3 separate regions of the Mus musculus genome follow, and all the other regions are linked to region 1. A link is a loop called in an ENCODE intact Hi-C map of the cell type or tissue named here. Cell type or tissue: left cerebral cortex. All regions are shown on one strand. Links, peaks and the distances in the headings refer to the core of each region. The heading gives the core; the rest is flanking DNA.

Evidence for each region. Hi-C counts contacts between places; a loop is a spot of excess contacts. Peaks named below come from ENCODE experiments on the same cell type or tissue, not always from the same donor. Only the 100,000 strongest peaks of a DNase experiment are listed, where the experiment ranks them.
Region 2: a loop joins it to region 1, with 2.1 times the contacts of the local background. A loop is called at or near these places in 5 of 42 quality-filtered maps.
Region 3: a loop joins it to region 1, with 2.2 times the contacts of the local background. A loop is called at or near these places in 3 of 42 quality-filtered maps.

Annotation. Positions count from the first base shown.
Region 1 is chr3:127,180,259-127,188,146 of GRCm38, forward strand. The region is part of intron 1 of Ank2 (ankyrin 2, brain); the gene reads right to left. Among named protein-coding and RNA genes, the nearest start is that of Gm16958, 23 kb to the left of the region's middle. In left cerebral cortex, for the core only: CTCF peaks have their summits at 3,965 (motif pointing right) and 6,173 (motif pointing right); a DNase peak (open chromatin) is centred at 3,980; H3K27ac peaks cover 755 bases.
Region 2 is chr3:127,257,185-127,263,628 of GRCm38, forward strand. The region is part of intron 1 of Ank2 (ankyrin 2, brain); the gene reads right to left. Among named protein-coding and RNA genes, the nearest start is that of Gm16958, 99 kb to the left of the region's middle. In left cerebral cortex, for the core only: no CTCF peak of the experiment used is centred there; DNase peaks (open chromatin) are centred at 535, 872, 1,585, 2,554 and 1 more place; H3K4me3 peaks cover 1,219 bases; H3K27ac peaks cover 1,762 bases.
Region 3 is chr3:127,397,087-127,403,530 of GRCm38, forward strand. All of the region lies in intron 1 of Ank2 (ankyrin 2, brain), which reads right to left. Gm52631 (a long non-coding RNA gene) reads left to right here. Exons shown (of 3, transcript XR_003954681.1): 2 at 3,260-3,395; 3 at 4,319-6,444. Gm46824 (a long non-coding RNA gene) reads right to left here and starts at 5,641. Exons shown (of 2, transcript XR_001783984.2): 1 at 3,617-5,641; 2 at 1-3,492. In left cerebral cortex, for the core only: a CTCF peak has its summit at 2,062 (motif pointing left); DNase peaks (open chromatin) are centred at 1,394 and 4,728; H3K27ac peaks cover 484 bases.

The DNA.
Region 1 (7,888 bases), core at 1,533-6,532:
TTTTGATTCTTTTTTTTCCTGAATGTGTTTTTACATTTTTCTCTTTGTGATATATAAAATTAATATCAGTCCGAGTTGGGTGTGGTACTGTGATCCCAGCACTTAAGAACCAGCAGCAGGTGGGGGTAGGGTGTGTGTGTCTCAGGCTCAACGTCAACACAGACTACATTTGAGACCCTGTTTCAAATAAATAAATAAACAAACAAATGTTCCCTCCAACAGAGTTAATTCCCTCTGCAGAGCACAGAAAGCATTTCATCTCTATAGCCCTTCTGGAAGTGAGCTTATATGAAAATTAGGTAGCTCTAAACATGCGCTCTCACTAATCAGCTGAGTATTTGTTTCCCTTTTGTTTAAGAAAATAGAAAACAGGCTGGTGAGGTGGCTCAGTGAGTAAGAGCACTGACTGCTCTTCTGAAGGTCCAGAGTTCAAATCCCAGCAACCACATGGTGGCTCACAACCATCCATAACAAAATCTGATGCTCACTTCTGGAGTGTCTGAAGACAGCTTCAGTGTATTTACATATAATAAATAAATAAATAAATAAATAAATAAGAAAATAGTAAACATAGTAATAAACCACATAAATTATGTATAATTTACATACCAAAAATCTATTACTTGTACACACTAATTCAAAGCAGCCACACCTACCCATGCTAGGACTCCAGAAAGACAGAAATTAAATTCTCAAGTGTCCTAACAAGGACCATAACCAACCTCCATGAGTTCTGTTGACTTAGCTTCAGCAGAGAGAGCTCTGTTAGTAATAAACAAAAGCTCCTATCTTCTGTTGGCAGAATTTAGGAGAATACTTGTAGTCAAATCACATGACCTGGCAAAATTAAGACAAGAGTCACAGTATAGACTATACCATCCCAATAGAGAAACTGAAAGGCTTACTTTGAGAAAAGTCCAATGAGGTGGGCAAAAAATAGATAATTGGGACTCTCAGCTGTGTGTGGAATAACAAGGAATACTAATGCTTGCCTAGAGAAGGCCAAGTAATCATTCATCAAGACTTTGTAAACAACGTTGATTTGATCCACAGCACAAGCTATTATATCAAGAAACAAAATTAAACATGTAGATAGTAGAGTCCCACACTGAATCTGAGCGGATTGATGCCCAGGCTATCCAGAAACCCATTTCCACAAGTTCTATAGCAAAGTTGGCTTATCCCCTTAGAAGTGCTTTCCCTACTTTGGAAAATCAAAATTCAACAATAATTGCACATGGATCACTGAAGATTGCCGTGCCCAACCTCATCAGAAGATTAACATCACATAAATTATGAGATGACCAGAAAACGAATTTTTAAAGGTCTGTAAATTTGGGAGTTGTCTTTAAAGACAACACATGAATACCATTCTCTACTTTTCTACCCCACTCTGGCTGACATGATGTTTAGAGCTTTGACTTTCAGAGCAAGCAGTGATGTGGAAATCTCATGGTGATGACACAGAGAAACAAGATAGAACTGTTGGGTACCTGTCCCCATGGATGCTAGAAGGACCAGTGAGTACCTGTCCCACGGATGCTTGACAACCCCAGATTTTCTCTGTCTGCATTTACTTCATATAACAACTACTGTTACATGAGAACAACTATTGTTGTTTTGGTGTTCATTAATTCCAGTAACCAATTGATGATCAATCTAATCAATTCAACAGAATTAGTGAGGATACCAGAAGCCCTTTCGGGATTGAGGAGGCCATTGCTATCCTTTTATTTTGCTTACTGCTTTTTAAAAATCTGAACATAGGATCTCTCACATGCTTGCCAGTGCTCTGTTACTACTGACCCATGTCTTCAGTCCCTCTGAATCCCTGTGAAGACCACATTCACATGAGGTCATGCCATCACAGTTTGCTTCATAAAACAGGAAAGACTGGCTGCTACAACAGGCATTTATTTAACTCCTGTCCTATGCCAAGTGCTCTTCATAGTTGGTAACTTTATAATTGAGATGAGCCCCTTAAGGTGCACGGGTAGACTGTTAAGACAGTTTTCTCAACCTGTCGGCACAGTACTATGGGGAAGGTGAATTCCAGTCAGATGACATGAGTCTGCCATAGGTTCTGAGAACTCAGTTGCTCCTGGTAATGGGGCAGTGGGCAGTGGAAGAAAAGGAGAGATTCCTCAGACACAGCACAGAGCTGGTGAGATACCTATCCAGTCTTACACATGAACACATGGGAAACTGAAGGGCTCCCTAAAATACCAGGGTGGAGAATGGAGCCATTCCCAAAACAAGCTCTTCTCCAGAGGGAGAAAGCCTGTGTTAAATCCATTTTGTGTATACCTAAGGCAAGTTAGGTCTGAGAAAATTTGGACTTCTGCATGTTTTGAGTAGTCTGGAGTCTACAAGAATGTATATGGAGTATTGCTCACCAACCTAACGGTGTTAGGGAGTCTTGGAACTTCAGGAGATAATGGGGACATAAAGGGGGTTAACACCCTTCTCCCAGTAACAAACTTATTATGTCAAGGGACTGTATTAGTGAGTCAAAGGGAGTTAGACTTTCTCACTGGCTCTCTGGCTTCGTTACTCATATATGATCTCCTCTGCATGTGGAAACATGTAGAAACTTCTCTGCTATTCATGTAGGAGCATGCAGATTTCGCCAGGAGCCAGCAGACCTGCACCGTGCTCCTAGCCTTCCAGAACAGTGAGCTAAAAGAACCTCTTTTCTTTATGAGTTAACTACTCTCACGTACTGATTCCATCTTTCACTGCCTGAAACACCATATTATAAAGCGGCACATACAAAACCTGTAAGAGAATATAACTAGAACCATGCATAGACAGTGAGAAGCATGGCATACATATCTACACCAGAAACTGAGGCAGAGAGTAAAGATTACGGGCAGGGGGAGGAGCAGGCTAGGAAAGAGGTGGGCTAGAAGGTTTAAGAAAATTTAGTGCTAAAATTTGTCATATCTATCTCAAAATTGGTCCTGACCAATACAAGTATTTGAAGCATCTTGGTAAATATAATAAACTGAGAGCACATGTTTGTTTCACTTATTCTAACCTGGGCTTTTTGCGTGGTTCTCATCACACTGAAGAGGTCTCTCTTTCCTTTACTGAGGATAACACTGGACTAGCAGTGTGAACAGATATGCTCGAACATTCAGAGCTCAAGATCGGAGCACTTCCTGCCTTTCTGTCTGATGCTGACCACAGGTAATTCTCTCACCACTCAGCCTCACATTAGAATAGCTTTGCATTAGAATCCAAGAAAACTGAAAATTCCATTTTATGTACAATTTCATGTACAATTCTCCAGTACAATTTCCATTTGTATAATGTAAGAGTTCCTGGAATATTTAGGCAAACCTATAAGAGAAAGGCACACATCAGAAAGGATAGCAAAATGAATTTTTGACATATCAATCCTGCAGAAACAACAGAGAGAAATCGACCTCTTTTCATAGAAAATTGAATAAGTGCATAAAAGTATTGCTGCTGAAGCTGAAGTCCAGTGTGAAGCAACACAGCTTCAGAACGGCTGTTCTAAATGTATTGAACTCACTGAAATGCATAAATGTTGAGTCTGGCTAATTGCACTGCGCAGTTTTTCTTTGTAAGTTCTTTGCCATTAAATTATTTAGAAAGAAAGAAAGAAAGAAAGAAAGAAAGAAAGAAAGAAAGAAAGAAAGAAAGAAAGAAAGAAAGAAAGAAAGAAAGAAAGAAAGAAAGAAAGAAAAGCAATATAGACCTGTGTGTTATCTGTGAGGAAAATCCTGGCCAATGTGTGCATTAAAGCACCATCAGTCTCAGAATGCTCCTCCCATCTAGGACAACCCAAGACAAGCGAGGCAGATCCCACGTCCCTTAATGGGAGAGCTAACGGTCCATTCCATCAACCCCCCACTAATTAAATGTGTGGCTTGTGCTTTTGGTTTTCTACTGTAGCTTTGGGAAGCAGCAGAGTTGCTATTCTTCAAAGTCACCACTGGAGGGCAGTCACACTGCAGTATGCATCCCAGCCACACCCTACATTTTAAAACAAAACAACTCCCCCACTCCGAACTACAGCAACAAAACAATATTTCTTGAATAAGCATAAATAAACATATACAAATCTACCCTACATCTTAAAGTTCAGCACAAGGACAGAGTTTGGCTGGGAGAAGATGGCATTAATTCTGACACTCCCTTCTGATTAAACACATCTATCCATCCCAAGATAACTAAATATGGTTCTTATCTTGAATATAGTGATGGATTTATGGTCTGTGCATATGTCAAAGCTTATCAAATTGTACACTATATTTAATATAGTGTCCTCTGCATATCTATGTCAGCTACATCTTATAAAACATGTAAACACAAGAGTAAGCAGCTTTAACTTTACAGTAGCTATAGGCTCCTCCTAACTGCAGCAAATTCCTTCTGGTCCTCTTAACGCTGGAAATAATTATTTTGAATCTGTAACCAAAGCTCTCCCTTTAGATCTGTGACCACATTTATAATTCTTATTATGTGGGCTTGGTTCTCTTGAGACCGTCTCTTTCCTAATGACTTAAGAGTCTTTGTTTCAGAGATGTGTTGATAAGAAAGGCTGTTATCTATTTATGAAACCAATGCTTAAGCAAAACAGTGCTCCCCAGTTTTTAAGAAACTGCTCCCTTCTTCTCTTTCTCCCTTCATTTTAAAAAATGACTAGCCTCCTCTGCAGGATGTGATTTTCAGACATATATACGGAAGGGAAAATTTGCCTAACTTAATTTACATCCACTTTAATATGCAACTCAATTTAAATATTTATTCAGTGTGTTGGCTGCGTGCTCACTAAGGAAATTTATCATCACCAATAATGAGAAACAAAACACAGCGAGGGGAGAAAGGCCCAAGGAGATTTCCTATTTTTAAAAGCAACTTAATGCAATCAAGTTCAAGGTACCTGGAAATTGGGGCAGATTTCCAGACAAAGAATTATCAAGTTCTTGGTTATCATAGATATCATAGAGTCAGTGCTTTGAGCTCTACTACCAAAAAAGAAAAGAATCAAATTTCAGTGATTTTTTTTTATTTTGGTTTATTTTATTTTTGAGACCAGGTCATAATGTATCCCAGGTTAGCCCCAAAGCTACTATGTGACTGAGGATGACCCTGAAGTTCTAATCCTCCTGAAGTTCTAATCCTCCTGCCCCTACCTCCCTGGTGCTGGGATGACAGGCACCTACTGTCACCCCTTTCATGTAGTGCTAGGGAAGGAAACCAGGGCTTCCTGCTTGCTGGAAGAGCCTGACCCTGGGAGGTCTATCCCCAGTTTCTTCAGAGAAGTTTTAAATGAAGAGTTGAGAGAGTGAAATTCCTCTCTCTACCCTGTAAGGAGCTGTCCTTTGTCCTCCATCAGTCACCAAGGGCGCCTCTGTACCAAACAGAAAGGTGGCTTAGCAGAAAAAAACAATAGCGGAGTCTTCTTGAACATTTTTTAAACTATTATTTCTCGAGATAGGGTCTCAATATCTATGCCAGGATGCTACTGAAGTCCACAAGTTGCCCATGGAGGCCCTGTACTCAAAATGCTTCTGCCTCGGCCTCCTGCATGCTGTGATTACAGGTGAGCCCCACCACATCCAACCCTTGTCTGGAGCTCTAATACACAGCCAGCTTTGTTACACACTGACCAGGTTTTCAAATAAGCAATTGCTTCCTGAAGGAAAACGGGTTCTGGGTTAGAACTGTTTAGGGCTATTTGGGTATGTTTCTGTGGCTAAAACAGAAAGATAGTAATCTGAACTATTTTCCTGATCTTCTAAATGTCTCCAGTCTAGGGATCTGAAACCTCAGGCGACCTGACCCTGCCTCCCTGCTCTCACACATTCGGATAGTGTGCACAGTACCTGACCGTTACTTATCTAGCAATCTATAAGGGTACTAAAGGAAGCCCAAGCATCGTATGTGTCATATAGCAGCCACAAAAATCTCAAGTCGTTAAATGAGCAACACAGGGGCAGAAGAACTGTGAAGGAATATGGCTGGTTGAATCCAGCACCAGTAGCTGTTCGGTTGGACTCTTTAAGTCATCTTAGAAATCTTGTCTTCTGGAGTTTTAAAAACCAAGTGTATGTATCTGTATATTTGAGAGCAAATTCTTTCTTTTAATATTTATTTATTATGTATACAATGTTCTGCCTGCATGTATGACTGTAGGTCACTAGAGGGCACCAGATCTCATTATAGAAGGTTATGAGCCATGATGTGGTTGCTTGGAATTGAACTCAGGACCTCTGGAAGAGCAGACAGGGCTCTTAATCTCTGAGCCATCTATCCAACCCAAGAGCGATGTCTTAACCCATTTGTCATTCAATCTATAGGATAACGCCATACACAGAGAAACCATAATTAAAGTAACCACTGAACACAGTTATTATCCATGTCTTCGGTACTTAATATACATTGTTTTTTACTTTCTTGCAATAATATGAAGTAGACACTATTATCTCTCTTTTATATGCAACTAAATGATGATATCAAGTTAATTTGCCCATAATTAAACTTTAGTTACTGGCAATGGATGAAGGGAAGTAAAATACATAATGTAGTCAATCTTAGAGGTTATACAGTTAATTTGAGGCGTAATCCAGTCTCTCTTGCCTGGTACTTGTCCAGATTCAACAGATATAGAATCAGCCACAGGTATAAACACAAATTCTGTCTCTGTAACTCTGGGATCTGAAACATGATACATCTCTCTCTCTCTCTCTCTCTCTCTCTCTCTCTCTCTCACACACACACACACACACACACACACACACACACAACCCAGACTATCAGACTGGTTTGAGGACAGTTGAATTAGTGAAGACTCAGGTCATTGTTACCTCCAGAGTAGCCACGATACTTCTTAACATCACTGTTCATGTGCACACCACACACACACACACACACACACACACACACACACCTCACAGCCCCACATAGATGAAATGTTATAATGTGTTTGCTGTTTTGCATAGTGAGACTCATATTTAGTGCCAGATGTCATTCTAAATAAACTGAAATATTCTCACCCTGGTTTTCATCTTTGCACATGCCCACACCTTAAAAATAACTCGAGTACACTGACACCATTCAGACAGCCTGGGATAAGAGAAGCCATGACAACAGCAACACATGTCTTTATTTTATAAGGAAACTTCAGTTTCCATCTAGCTTCACTCTGGCTAATTTTGTTACCTGTCATTATAATATCTATGATAATAAATCCTTAAGTCTCATTTAGACTGTCACAAAGTTTGCTTAAAATGGCTTTAAAATAAGAGAGAGAGAGAGAGAGAGAGAGACCATTTTGAAATTTGGTGGCAGCTGTGACATGTTTGAGAGGTAAGGAGAGAGACTTGGAAAAATGGCCATGGTAAACAAACGCCTGTTCTTTGCAAGTCACCCAAAGGGTCTCTCTCTCTCTCTCTCTCTCTCTCTCTCTCTCTCTCTCTCTCTCTCTCTCTCTCTCGCTGTGTTCCAGTGGTCTAATCTAGGGACCTCTATCTCTAGATGGAGATGGCACAACACAGTTGACCACTGACAGTTACTGTGATTAAAAAGCAATTTGAGTAATTTTTCTACAGTATTGATCCATTCCATTCCTCTGATATCAAAAACAGAAGTCTTAAAATTTTCATTTCATTAAAAAAAAAATCACAGATTTTTGCCAGGCATGCCTGTCACAATTGGGAGCCTGAGGGATTGGGACCAGGAATCTAAGGCCAACCTGGCCTGCATAGGGAGACCATGTCTTGAAATTTTAGAAAATAAAAAAAAAAAAAACTAAAAGATTTTTAAAAAATCAATTCATATGACAATAACTAGAACATGACAATAACTAGATTTTGGAGTAAGTTTAATAATGATAAACTTGTAGAACATAGAA
Region 2 (6,444 bases), core at 1-5,000, 75 kb after region 1:
GAGTTATAAACTGGGCGTGGTGGCGCACGCCTTTAATCCCAGCACTTGGGAGGCAGAGGCAGGCGGATTTCTGAGTTCGAGGCCAGCCTGGTCTACAAAGTGAGTTCCAGGACAGCCAGGGCTATATAGAGAAACCCTGTCTCAAAAAACCAAACCAAAAAAAAAAAAAAAAAAAAAAAAAAAAATCTATTGGCCAAGGTTAGAGCAGAGACTCTTAAACCCCCAGAGTCCTTAAGTGGCTTAGCCACTCCCAACTTGCTATGCCCAAATTTTTTCCACATGGCATTGCTGTCTATCTTCTCCTCTGAAGAGATGCTGGAAACGGTACCTTCACCCTGTTTGACTCTGGAGGGCTCTGGTTCCGTGTTTGTGGGATAGCAGATTAAACCATGTGCTATCAGAAAGCCGGGAAACCACTCACACTGCGTTCCCAGCTGAAGGATTGGAAGCTGCCCAGGGGAAGAAATGCTGTTCCACGCTGAACTGCTCCTGTGTACAAAAGACTCTTTTCACCCGGGCTTAGGGAGGTGAAACAATGCCCTCTGCTCTCCTTACTCGCAGCCTCTCGCATTCCAAGCATTCAGCAGAAACAGCTGCTCTGTCCTGGGCGGGGCGCAGGCACCAGGCCCCACTGCATTCCTGAGAAAACGCCGCCTGCGCTGTAAAGTATTGGCCTGGAGCTCCACCTCCAATAAAAACTTGCAAAATCCAGGGGGGGGGGAGAAGGAAGAGCAATCTCTAATTTCCCCGTACAGCATCCGGGTTTTGAATCCCTGCTCGGCAAGTGGACTTTTCCCCATTCTCCCCACTCCTCAAAGAAATCCACTAAGATTCTTGCTTGTTCTGAAGGAACATAGTTCAGATGAATTTAGCCATCAGAGCTCCTCTCAGCGCTGACCAGATGGCTCCGCACTAGCTGCACGCGCCTGGTGACCTGAGTTGGATCTCCACATCCCATGTAAAAGATAGAACGAGAGAAAAGACGACACAAGTTGTCCTCTGACCTCTATATATGCACAGGCAGTCACACGAGCATATGCACACACACACACAAACACACACACACACACACACACACACACACACGCGCGCGCGCGCGCGCGCACGCACGCAGGGAGGGAGGGAGGGAGGGAGAGAGAGAGAGAGAGAGAGAGAGAGAGATCAACTAAACTCCCAGTGCTGAAAAAAAATTAAATTAAAACGAAATAATTTAAGAACTACCAAAAATGTATGATCTTCTTTGACTCAAGCTAATTAAAATATATTAACAAAAAAGTACAAAATGGGCGAGTAGAGTTGCGAGGATTTAGGAGAAGAAAGTACTTCGTATAACAGTCAGATAAAAACATTATTTTACGTTATAAAATGCTAAAAATAGGATGTGTCTTAATATGGGATTCAAAGACATTCAAAGCTATTTCGGTGCCACCTGTGTCATTCCAAACACCAAATCCTACGCCCATTTCTGAACCTCAAGGCTAGTGCCCTTTCTTTCCCTTGCAGGGCAGCATCTGATGGGTGTCAGTACATGGACCCCAGCGTAAGGAATGCCGCAGGAGTCTACGACTAGTCAGGGGCAGACCCATCAACACACCCATTTAGGCATAGTTACAAATGCTCGCTAGAAATATAGAATCACAAACATAAACTAACGAGTTAAGCATGGGAATGCACATGCGCAATCCATGCATGTGCAAGTCAGAAGACAACTCGCAGGAGTTGATTCTCTCTTACAATGTTGGTCCTAGGGATCATATTCAAGTTGTTGGACTGGTGGGGGCCCTAGAGTGCTTTAGGTCCTATAACAAAAAACAAACAAACAAGCAAGCAAGCAAACAAAAAAAGGTATCTCTGTCGCTCTCTCTCAAACAAAAGGAAGATTCCGTGTGTCAGATCCTATCAGGCACTGACATCGTGTTGAATATCATTAAAACTTTTTCATACACAGATGGCCTTCTTATGCTCAAAATAACTGCTAATCTGTGTTCATAAATAGCTTACCTCCTAGTTCATTTTTATTCTTTCAAGCCAATTTTAAAAACTAATGTGAGAAAAAAAAAGAGAACTGACTATATTTGCACAACCATCAAACACAAGTTTATTCGCGCCTCCCCCCCCCACCCCGAGGTATTTTATGTGTTGCCTGATTTATTTATCTATGAAAGGTAAATGATACCATTTAGTGGGAAACATAAATAATACTATTTAACTGAATATATTATTTTTTGAAAAATTGATTTTTATATATATAGGCTAATTTTAAATGGAAAAAGGTATATTCCCAATTTTATTTTACATATGTAGGGATTATTTTTCAAGTGTTTTCTATGTATCTATTTCACACTGTGATATTGATGGAGAATTGGTAAGGACTTTTGATTTAATGTTTTTGAGAAATATGTGTTCATATAACATGCTAAAATAAGAAAAGGCTTGAAGTAGATTGCTAGCCAACTCCTCCAATTATAGAACTTGTCTATACATAGATCTTTAAATGTAAGAGTATGCAAAGGCCTTAAATGTATTAAAATGAAAAGCTCTGAAGTCTAATCTTATGTGCTGAAGGGAAACAGCGTGCACAGTTGTCCTCTCTCATGACTTCATTCGAGCCTGGTTCTCAAAATATAAGACCCAGCTTCACTTTATATGTGTCCAAAATACATCCTTAGAAGAAAAATTTAAAATTATAATTATAATGAAGGGTCACAGAGGAGTATAGAAATAATGAATGAAATTGTTGTGAAAATTTTTAAAGGCTGTCTTTAAAAATCGGTTATCCTGGTCTATTTATTTCTACCCAATGAACTGGAGAACATTGAAGGAATGGTGCCCGCCGTGGGTCTGCCCTTTAGAAGCAGGGATAGAAATGGAGTTGCAACCCTTCGCTGAAACCCTGTCAGGGATGACTGGAGAAACCTCTCTGCTGCCTCTCATGGTCTTCTCCCTGCCTCTCAGGATGTCAGGCAGAGAAACTATGTAATTGTCTCAGTCCATGATCTCTAGAGCTTTTGTTTGAGTTGGTTCCGGTTATGACCCCGAAAATCACCTCACACACTGAGTCTCAGAGAAGTGGGAAAGGTTCAGGTCTGAACTTCAAATGTCTGAGCTGACAGGCTGTCAAATAGTAAAGAGTGATTTAATATCTCTCTCTTCCATCGGCCTTTCTCTTCAAAGAGCATGCCCAACTCCCGCGACATTGATTTTTTAACATAATGGTCCCTTAGAGATCTTTCTCCCAAGGAAAACTAGGCATTTTAATTGTAAGCTGATGTTTTGATTGATGCTTAGCAACTAATATCTTTCAAGTATGGTCCTCACCTCAAAATAGACTTCATTTCAAATTTCCTCTTAGTCACAACTACTAGATCTGGGAAATGGCTTCCTGTCAAGCAGCCTGTGTTTTATATCATTAATTCCGGCCACTTGCCTCAGGCTACAGCTACTGGTCTTGTCAGTCTGAGCACAGAGACGCCGAATCTGACTGGCACCCATGGCTCCTTAAAAATCGAATGCATTGAACATTTCAGCTTGTTATTTTCAACGGAAATATAATTGAGAGTTGTGACGAATTCCTACAGTTCTCACACCCAACGTGGAACTTTCCTTTTTTATTATCCCCCTACATCCACATAAGAAAGAATATCTGGGCAGCCCTTTGCTCTGCCGCCACCACATCCAATTACTCAGAGAATGAGTGTTCTCAGTACCAGAGGATCAGGTCTGATGGGTCACTTGACACTAAGATAACAGTAGAGGAAAACGCTCAGCGCAATGGGGCGGATGCCACAGCCTTACGCACCATCGCTTCAAGAATAGCAAATGCCATGAAAATGGAAGGCTTCAGCTAACACTCCCCTTCACGAGCCATGCTTTCCCAATTCATCTTCAAGTGTGCTTCAGACAATTGGTGCATTAAAAACCATATGAAAACCTGCATGTTAATGAGAGATGCAAATCCAAAATTTGGATGGAAACCAAATAGCTTCAGGTTCTAGAGGTTCATACATGCTGTGTGTATCAGAAGAGCCAGTTAACTCAATTATAGACTGCAAAAAAAGATAATAAAAAAAGAATTACAACCCTAATTTCCTAATGTCTTCTCTTTTTATGCCAGGCTAAATTAGGGGCTTCACCTTATAGAATTTATCCATCAAAAACCATGAAACTATAGGTGCTTTATTCTGAGATCCACTTATTTTTCAGAAAGAATTTTTGCACGCTGGGGGTAGTGGAGCATACCTGTAATTTTAGCACTTGACAATAGAGGTTCTGAGATATGTGAAAAGAGATTTTATCCCTGGGCAAGCCAGACAGTTCAATGGTTAAAGGTGCTTGCTGACAACCCTGACATTAGTTCAATTTCTAGGACTTACAGTTAAGAAGGAAAGAAAGAAAAGAAAGAAAAGAAAAGAAAGAAAGAAAGAGAGGGAGGGAGGGAGGGAGGGAGGGAGGGAGGGAGGGAAGAAAAGAAGGAAAGGAAGAAGATGGGCATTTGCCACATTTTTATGAGGATGTGAGCTGAGTTGCCCTGCATCTACATCAAAAGCTGGACTTGGTAATCCTAGCATTAGGGAAGTAGAAACGAACAGATCCCTGGGACTTGCTGGCCAGTCAGCCTAGGACAGTCAGTGAGCTCCTGGTCCCAGTGACAGACTCTGCATCAGAAAGAAAGAAAGAAAGAAAGAAAGAAAGAAAGAAAGAAAGAAAGAAAGAAAGAAAGAAAGAAAGAGAAGGAAGGAAGGAAGGAAGGAAGGAAGGAAGGAAGGAAGGAAGGAAGGAAGGAAGGAAGAAAGGAAGAAAGGAAGAAAGGAAGAAAGGAAGAAAGGAAAGGAAGAAAGGAAAGAGGAAGAAAGGAAAAAAGGAAGAAAGGAAGAAAGGAAGGAAGGAAGGAAGGAAGGAAGGAAGGAAGGAAGGAAGGAAGGAAGGAAGGAAGGAAGGAAGGAAGGAAGAGACAAAAATGGATAGCTCCATAGGAGCAACACCCAAGGCTGACGTCTGGTCTGCACATGCAGGCACATACTTACACACACACACACACACACACACCTGTGAAACCCCAAACTCCAACATTTTCAGATGAGCTCTCTAAGACCTCCTAGCCTCTGCCCATTACCTCCAATTACAGAAAACTTGCCCTGCACTAGAAATTTGAGGAGTTGGCAGGGCAGGGGGCCCTACATAATTTTTTTTTATATATACTCTTGAAAGCACTTGCTTCGTTTTTACTCTGAGAAACATACGGCTGTGGCTGCGAAGGTACTGACTTCTAAAGACAATCTCCCATATTCCTCCATAACTTGTATGGCCATGTGTGCTGGACACTGTTCATCAAGGACCCCAAATTTATACTGACCTGCCTAAAACCATCTAGGAAATAAATGAGCAAATGACCATGAAATGACTGGGTGTATGGGTGCCTCCCTGCGATCCCAGCACTCAGAAGGCCATGGCAGGAGGATTCAAGGTCAAGCCAGCCTACACTATATAGTGAGATCCTGCCTCAAACATGTGCAGGGCAAGCTAGACCACTTTTCTAGCATGCACAAGGATCTGAGTTGGGATAAATAATAGAATAATAATTAATAAATTATTAAAAAAAGGAATTCAGGAACACAATGTTCATGGAAAATTCACAGGATAGAACACTCCAGACTTATGATATTCCTGAAGCCTCTTTGTAAAATGGCAGCTTACCTAACAATAATCACAAGCTGGTATATTTTTGTTTGGGGGTTTTGTTTGTTTGTTTGGGGGTGTTTTTTGTTTGCTTGCTTGCTTTTTGTTTTTCTGGTGTTTTTGTTTCTTTTTTTTTTAAAAATGGGGAGTGTCTTAATGTTCAAATATTATCGTTTTTCATTATTCACTAATAGAAATAAGAATAGCAAACTGCAGGTAGCCAAAAGAGGAGCCAAGAATATTAATTCTCTGAATAGTCATATGAATGTACTCAACTGTAACATTTAATGCAACAGCTAGAAATCCAGCATGCAGGGAGGGCTTCACTAGCTCCAAGTTAGGTGTGCTTACAGTTTGACACAAGGGCGGAAAGGAAGCAATGTGAAATTTTAACTGATCACACTATTATTTACATTTTATTATTTACATGTGGCTCTAAATTAAGTCTTCTTCCCTAAACTTTATTGCATATGGTTTTGTAGGGGGGTAGTTCTGATGCTCTGACTGGGAATGAATGTTGAAGGTTCTAATCCCCAACTGGTTCTTGACCGATCAGTAATAATGCTAGCGGCCAATGGCTGCAACGGAAGAGGTAGAACTTCCAGGTTCTCGGGCAGACGAAGGAGGAGGAATGAAAATTTGAAGTGCTTGAGAGGGAGAAAGCCATCAGCTATGTGAAATCTGGGATGGAGTGGCCTTGGGCCACTTCCTCGACTGGGTCTGGAAAAGCAGGCGGGAGTTTAGAAGTGCAACTAAGTTGAGGGTAGA
Region 3 (6,444 bases), core at 1-5,000, 220 kb after region 1:
ACACACAAGTAACGCTGAACAGATTCAGCAGGTTGTGTTGACACTTTTATTCATTTGTAAAGCTGTAAGTGTGGGAGGGAATAGGGGAAGGCAAGGGGATGGTTGCAGGGAGGAGAGAGGGGGAAATGACATGATTATTAATTGTATTTTAATTAAAAATAAGCCAGTCGCTGTAGAATGAAGGGAAAACGTTTGTTCTTCTCAGGTGGGAACAACAACCCATTGTTTCTCATATAAAGAAGAGTGACCTTGGCGGGAACAGTCACAAACACAGCCTTTGTTATGGCTCTTGTCTTTGTTGGAAGGTTTTTGAAATATGGCCCGACACTAATGGCTCAGGCTGGCTTTGAACTTATGGCATCTTCCTGCCTCAGCCTCCAAAGTGTTGTGAAGATTTTTATCAGTACTCAGACTTGGAACAAATAAAGAAGGAACTGGAGAAATGGCTCAAGTGTCGAGAACACTTTAGTGCTCTTACAGAGGACTCAAGTTCAGTTCCCAGGACCCACATAGTGATACCCTGTCTGGAAAAAATATGAAAAATTAAAATAAAATAAGGACCTCTTTGTCCTCGGATCTTTCCTCTCTCTGGATGAATACATTTCTTTTACAGTACTGGAGATTGAACCCAGGGCGTTGAGCATACTAGGCAAGCCACTCAGCCACACCCTTGGCACTCTCCTGTCTGTCATCTATAATTTAATGTCTATTAAGAAGCAGTGCCATTTGGTGGGTTTGTGGTGTCCCGTGTCTCAACCAATATGCTGCGTGGCACGCATCTTTACCAAGCCACACTTTAGTACTACAGGACAGCCATTCACATGTGTCAAAATATTTAGCACCAACTACTAGTTAAAGTGTCAGTCCTCATTTAAGATAACCTCACGTCAAAACAGACAGAAGGCACACACTGGAGTGATCAACTGGAACACTTGTCTTCCAGGCTGTTCCTAGAATATGTGTGTGCTCCCGAAGCAGACGCCTCAAAACCCAGCTTGATCTTGGGTAGCGGGAGCCACCTGCTCTTTCCCAGTCCCCCGAGCCGACTCTTGGTTATCCTCATCACATCCTTTTCTATTCCTTAACCTTTCTGAATGCCTTGTATCTGAAACCCAGGGATCCTGGAATGAAAACCCAGTGCTTCTCAGCTATTACCTAGGCACACGGGGCAAGGAATTGAAGTAAAACTGGAAAGGGGCCGGCTTTATCGATTGCATAGGCAATGTTCTCCAAAGAGGAGGGCAGACCTTCCTGTCGCTTCATGGACACGTAGTGCTCCGGAGAACTGAAAGTCTGAAAGCAAGAAGAAGCTGAAAGTCCACAGAGGAAGGAAGGAAGATCGCCCTTTTGTGAGGAGGAAGAGAACTGAGGACTAAGAGGAGCCAAAGACAACCTGTAAAAGCAAGAAATACCAAGAAAGAGGGAAACTCCCGTTCGCCTGAGTCATCACCAAACATACTGTGCTGCGTCAGCTTTAAAGCGAGTGCCGTGGATTCTCCGAGAGAGGTCGCAGGGACATTGGCTGCTGGAACTTTAGCTTGTCATGAGCCCTCTGTGCCTGAGTTCGCACACCAACTTCAGGCAGAATGCTAGAAGTGCCGGGGACTCCAATTTCCATCAGGGTAAATCTGTAGTGCCAAAAATGAGCTGGGAAATACTATGAAGCTGGGGTGGGGGGCAAACCAAAGAGGGGGAACCCTCATCCTGCTTCCATGCTCATGGGGGATAAAACTACTGTCTGCATTCTACCTGAGCCTCCAGAAAAGCAGGCTATCCCAGTGTGAGCCAGGCCCAGGCAGGCCTCCATGAAGACTACGTAGAACTGCCTTTCATAGAAAAGGGAAAAAAAAAAACTCAGAACAGAAAGGGTTCTTTATTTGTTTCTAATTTCTAAAGACAAACAACCTTTGGAGAAAAAAAATTAATCTTTGTCAGTGCTCCGACTGGGAACAAATAAAGGTGCTAGAGAGATGGCTCAGTGGTTAAGAGCACTTTACTGTTCTTACAAAGGACCCAAGTTCCGTTCCCAGCACCCACCTCAGGCTGCTCACAACTGCTTGTCCCTCCAGCTTTGGAGGATCCCATGCCCTCTCCTGGCCTCATCAGGCACTGCACTCATGCGCACACATGATTAAAAATAAAAATTTTAAAGACAAAGGAAAGAGTTGAATGGAGCTGTTACACAATACGGCAAAGTCCAGGGCAGTGGGCTCTGCGTATGCTATTTCTTTTTAATGTATATGTGCGTGTGCCTGAGTGAGTTTATGTATACCACATGCATGCATATGACCATCAAGGCCAGAGGGTATCAGATCCTCTGGAACTGGAGTTACTGGCAGCTGTAAGCCACCTGCTGTGGTGCCAGGAATTGATCCTGGTCTTCTGCAGAAGCAGTAAGAATGCTCTCTCTAGCATCTTCTGTGCTAGTTGATTAGTTCTCAGATGATAGCACTTTGGAGACCGAGCAAGTAGATCTCTCTTGCTAGTTCTAGGCCAGCCTGATCTACATAGTGAGCCCCAGGCCATCTACAGCTTCATCGTGAGACTCTATCTCAGCAAATGAATTAATAAAGCTTTTAAGTCTAATTAGAAAGTACCTATAAAAAAAGACATGTATAGACCAAGCACGGAGGCACACACCAATAATCGCAGTACCTCAGTGGTAGAGGCCGGATGATCAGGTAGATCACTGTGGTGATTTAAATATGTTCGGGCCATGGGAACTGGCAATATTAGGAGGTATGGCCTTCTTGGAAATAGTCACTGTGTCACTGTGGGGGGAGGTTTTGAGGACTCTTCCTAAGGTCAAGCTCTTCCCAGTGTGGAATGAGACCCTCCTTCTGGCTGTCTGCAGAAGAGAGCCTCCTTCTGGCTGCCTTCCAATTAAGATGTAGAATTCTATTTTCTTTCTTTCTTTCTTTCTTTTTTTTTTTGGGGGGGGGGAGTGGGTTTTTTTTGTTTTGTTTTGTTTTGTTTTGTTTTGTTTTTTTGGTTTTTCAAGACAGGATTTCTCTGTGTAGTCCTGGCTGTCCTGGAGCTCACTCTGTAGACCAGGCTGGCCTCGAACTCAGAAATCCGCCTGCCCTTGCCTCCCAAGTGCTGGGATTACAGGCATGCGCCACCACTGCCCAGCCAAGATGTAGAATTCTCATCTCCTCCTGAACCATGTCTGCCTACAGGCTGCCATGCTTCCTGCCGTGATAGTGGACTGAACCTCTGAAATTGTAAGCCAGCCCCAATTAAATGTTTTCTTTTATAGGAATTGATTTGGCCATGGAGTCTCTTCCCAGCAATGGAAACCCTAAGGCAATCTCTGTCAAGCATAGCATGTCCTAGGCTCCATGAGTCTCTGTCTCAAGAAAGTCAAAAATCAGGCCAGCAAGATGGCTCAACAGGTAAAGGTGATTGCCATGAAAGCCGGGTGACTTGAAGTCAATTCTCAGAACCTGTATGGAGGAAGGAAAGAACAAATTTCCAAACTTGATCTTTGACCTCTTCTAGCTCAACAGTGGCTGGCATACACCCACACTTACACGCACACACACACACACACCAATAAATAAATAAATAAATAAATAAATAAATAAATAAATAAATAAATAAATAAAACTTTGACCTCTTCTAGCTCAACAGTGGCTGGCATACACCCACACTTACACGCACACACACACACACACCAATAAATAAATAAATAAATAAATAAATAAATAAATAAATAAATAAAACACACACATATAGAAACTTCTTGAAAAATCAAAAACAAAGATAAGTGATAGTTCTGTATATGTGTAGAAGTGGGACACAGCAGCACGGCCCTGAGAACAGCCATTATCTGAGGAAGAAACAAAACTTAATAATCTTGCATTTGAGACACTCAGTTGCGTGTTTTAAAGCATAAATTATTCATAAAAGGCGAGGAATCCAGCCACTTGGGTGCACCAGGCACCATCAGAACTGATCATTAACTAATTGAGCAGCAGTAATTGATCACCAGTCACTTCTTATACCAAGCCCCTTTGGTGTCTTGTTCTACTTACATTACAAATTGCCCTGGCATCGATAAAGCAGAAACCCCCAGCCATCTGGCCTGGCCTGTATTCCGGCGTGCCAGGTTTTCAAAGGACCAGGGTCTAAAGACTGACATTTGGGGTTCCTGTGTCTTCCCCTTACTCTCTCCCTGATGTCTCATTGATTCTGATGTCTTCTTTATCTGAGTTAAAACTTTGTATATTGCTATAACCCAAGACTCTCCTTGGTAGAGCTGCCGGGAACTTTCTTCAGTGGGAATGGCAAAACCTCTCTCTATTTGTTTTCCTAGTGGCTGCACAGAAACTAAGACCACCTTCAAAGCTCTACATCCAAAGGAGGCTTGTCTCGCCAACCCAGACACGAGGGCGCACTTTGTGTCCTTACTACCTATTTGTCTCAGCAAAGGACTGAGGAGCCTGCAGTCGCTGCTGGATGGCCTGAGGGAGATGTTATCCTTTTCCCAACTTAAATTTTGAGCACTAAAGTACCTGAAAACATCTACCATCTACCTATTAAAAAAAAATAGATGGAATTGCAGCAGCACACTGGTGTTTTGTACAATACACATCCTTTTCAAATGTTGTTTTTCTGAATTTTTTCTTTTCAGTCCCAAACGGAAAATGAAGCAAGCCTGCATAACAAACACAAGGGCTGGAATGTTATTCTCTGTGTGAAATTTTACAGCAACAATTATTTTTAGTAACATCTGGGCCAAATGTTCTCGCTGGACTTGGTTTATTCTGAAATTGGACACTATGCAATACCAGGATGAAACACACAAACCCACAGTCCTAGGCTACAAATACCTCTAGAGTTAGAATTAATATGCTATCCTACATATCAACTAAGTTTCGGTAAGGGCAAAATTTGGAATGTGGAACAATTACGGTCTTTTCTGAGCAAAGTAAAACATTTTGTGACTACAAAAAAAAGGAGAAAAATCTACTTTTCAAGTCCACTTGCTCTCTGTCGGGGATGGTTTAATGTTTCCTTCATTCACAGTTCTATTATGGATGGTTTAATGTCCCATTTGTTATAAAAAGCCAATAATATCAAGTCCCAAAGGGAAAGGCACAAAGTACAGCGTCAATGCTTCAGCTAAATGGGGACAGATGTGTGTGTCCAACTTCTACAGTCTATTTGTCTCATTAGCAGCACCTGAGTCCCATAATTACACTTCACACACACACATACACAATGTTGGGGGTAAAACCCAAGACATCACATGTAGGTCTACCCCTGCATTTTCTTTTTTTGTTTGTTTGTTTGGTTGGTTGGTTGGTTGGTTTTGGATTTTCGAGACAGGGTTTCTCTGTGTAGCCCAGGCTGTCCTGGAACTCAATCTGTAGACCAAGCTGGCCTCAAACTCAGAAATCCTCCTGCCTCTGCCTCCTGAGTGCTGGGATTAAAGGCATGCGCCACCACGCCCAGCACCCCTGCATTTTCTGATGCAGGATCTTGCTATGTAGCCAAGGCTGGACTTGAAATCAAAATTCTCCTACCTCTTGCGTGTCATAGACCTAATGCCAAGAGTATACTTTTTGCTGTATGTTTGTTTGCTAGTCTTTTTCAAGACACAGTTTCTCTGTGCAGTGCAGGCTGTCCTGGAACTTACTATTTAAACCAGGCTGGCCTCAGAACTCAAAGATCCACCTACCTCTGCCTCCCAAGTGCTGGGATTAAAGGTGTGCACCACCATGTCCAGCTCCAAGAGTACTTTTAAGTGTCTAAAACAAGACCCCAATAACGTGAGTTCTGAATGCATGGCCTGAACGGACTTCAAAACCCAACTTAGTAAAAATTAAAACACAAGCAGTGTGGTTCAAATCAAGTTTTATTTTCTATTTTCTCTTAACATGGTAAGGACTCCTGAGCTGGAATCTCGGCTTACACTTCTCCAGCTGGACTCTCCCTGGTGCTGGCTCTGCAAACAACCAAAATCCTGGTCCAAATACTCTGGGAAAAGGATAACATTTGGCCCTTCTCTCCAGAGGCTTAGAGACACCAAGGGCAAGTGGGTAGCAAAGTATTGGAACTCAAAGACACGGGTGAAATGTAAAGCAGGGAAATATAATAAATACGATATTCCATCTCTCTAGACCTACAGGAACAAGTATCTGATCAGCATGATAGATTATTTTGAGAAGTTCTCGATCACTATATAAATTATAAATTGGGTTTAAGCAGTTCCCCTGGTTGTTTTGTTAAAATTGTTTTGCCATCAACCCAGTAATAAGTAGAGAAAGCCACGCCCACAATCTTTCCGAGAATGACCATGCATGCAGTGTAAGTTGATTGAATAGAGTGAATGAAGAAGGGATCTAAGTAATGTCAACACACTCAGTACTGGGTCTTGAAAGGTGGAATTTTCTTCCCAACAGAGGACAGTGGGTATTTCTCTAAATTAGTATGCAC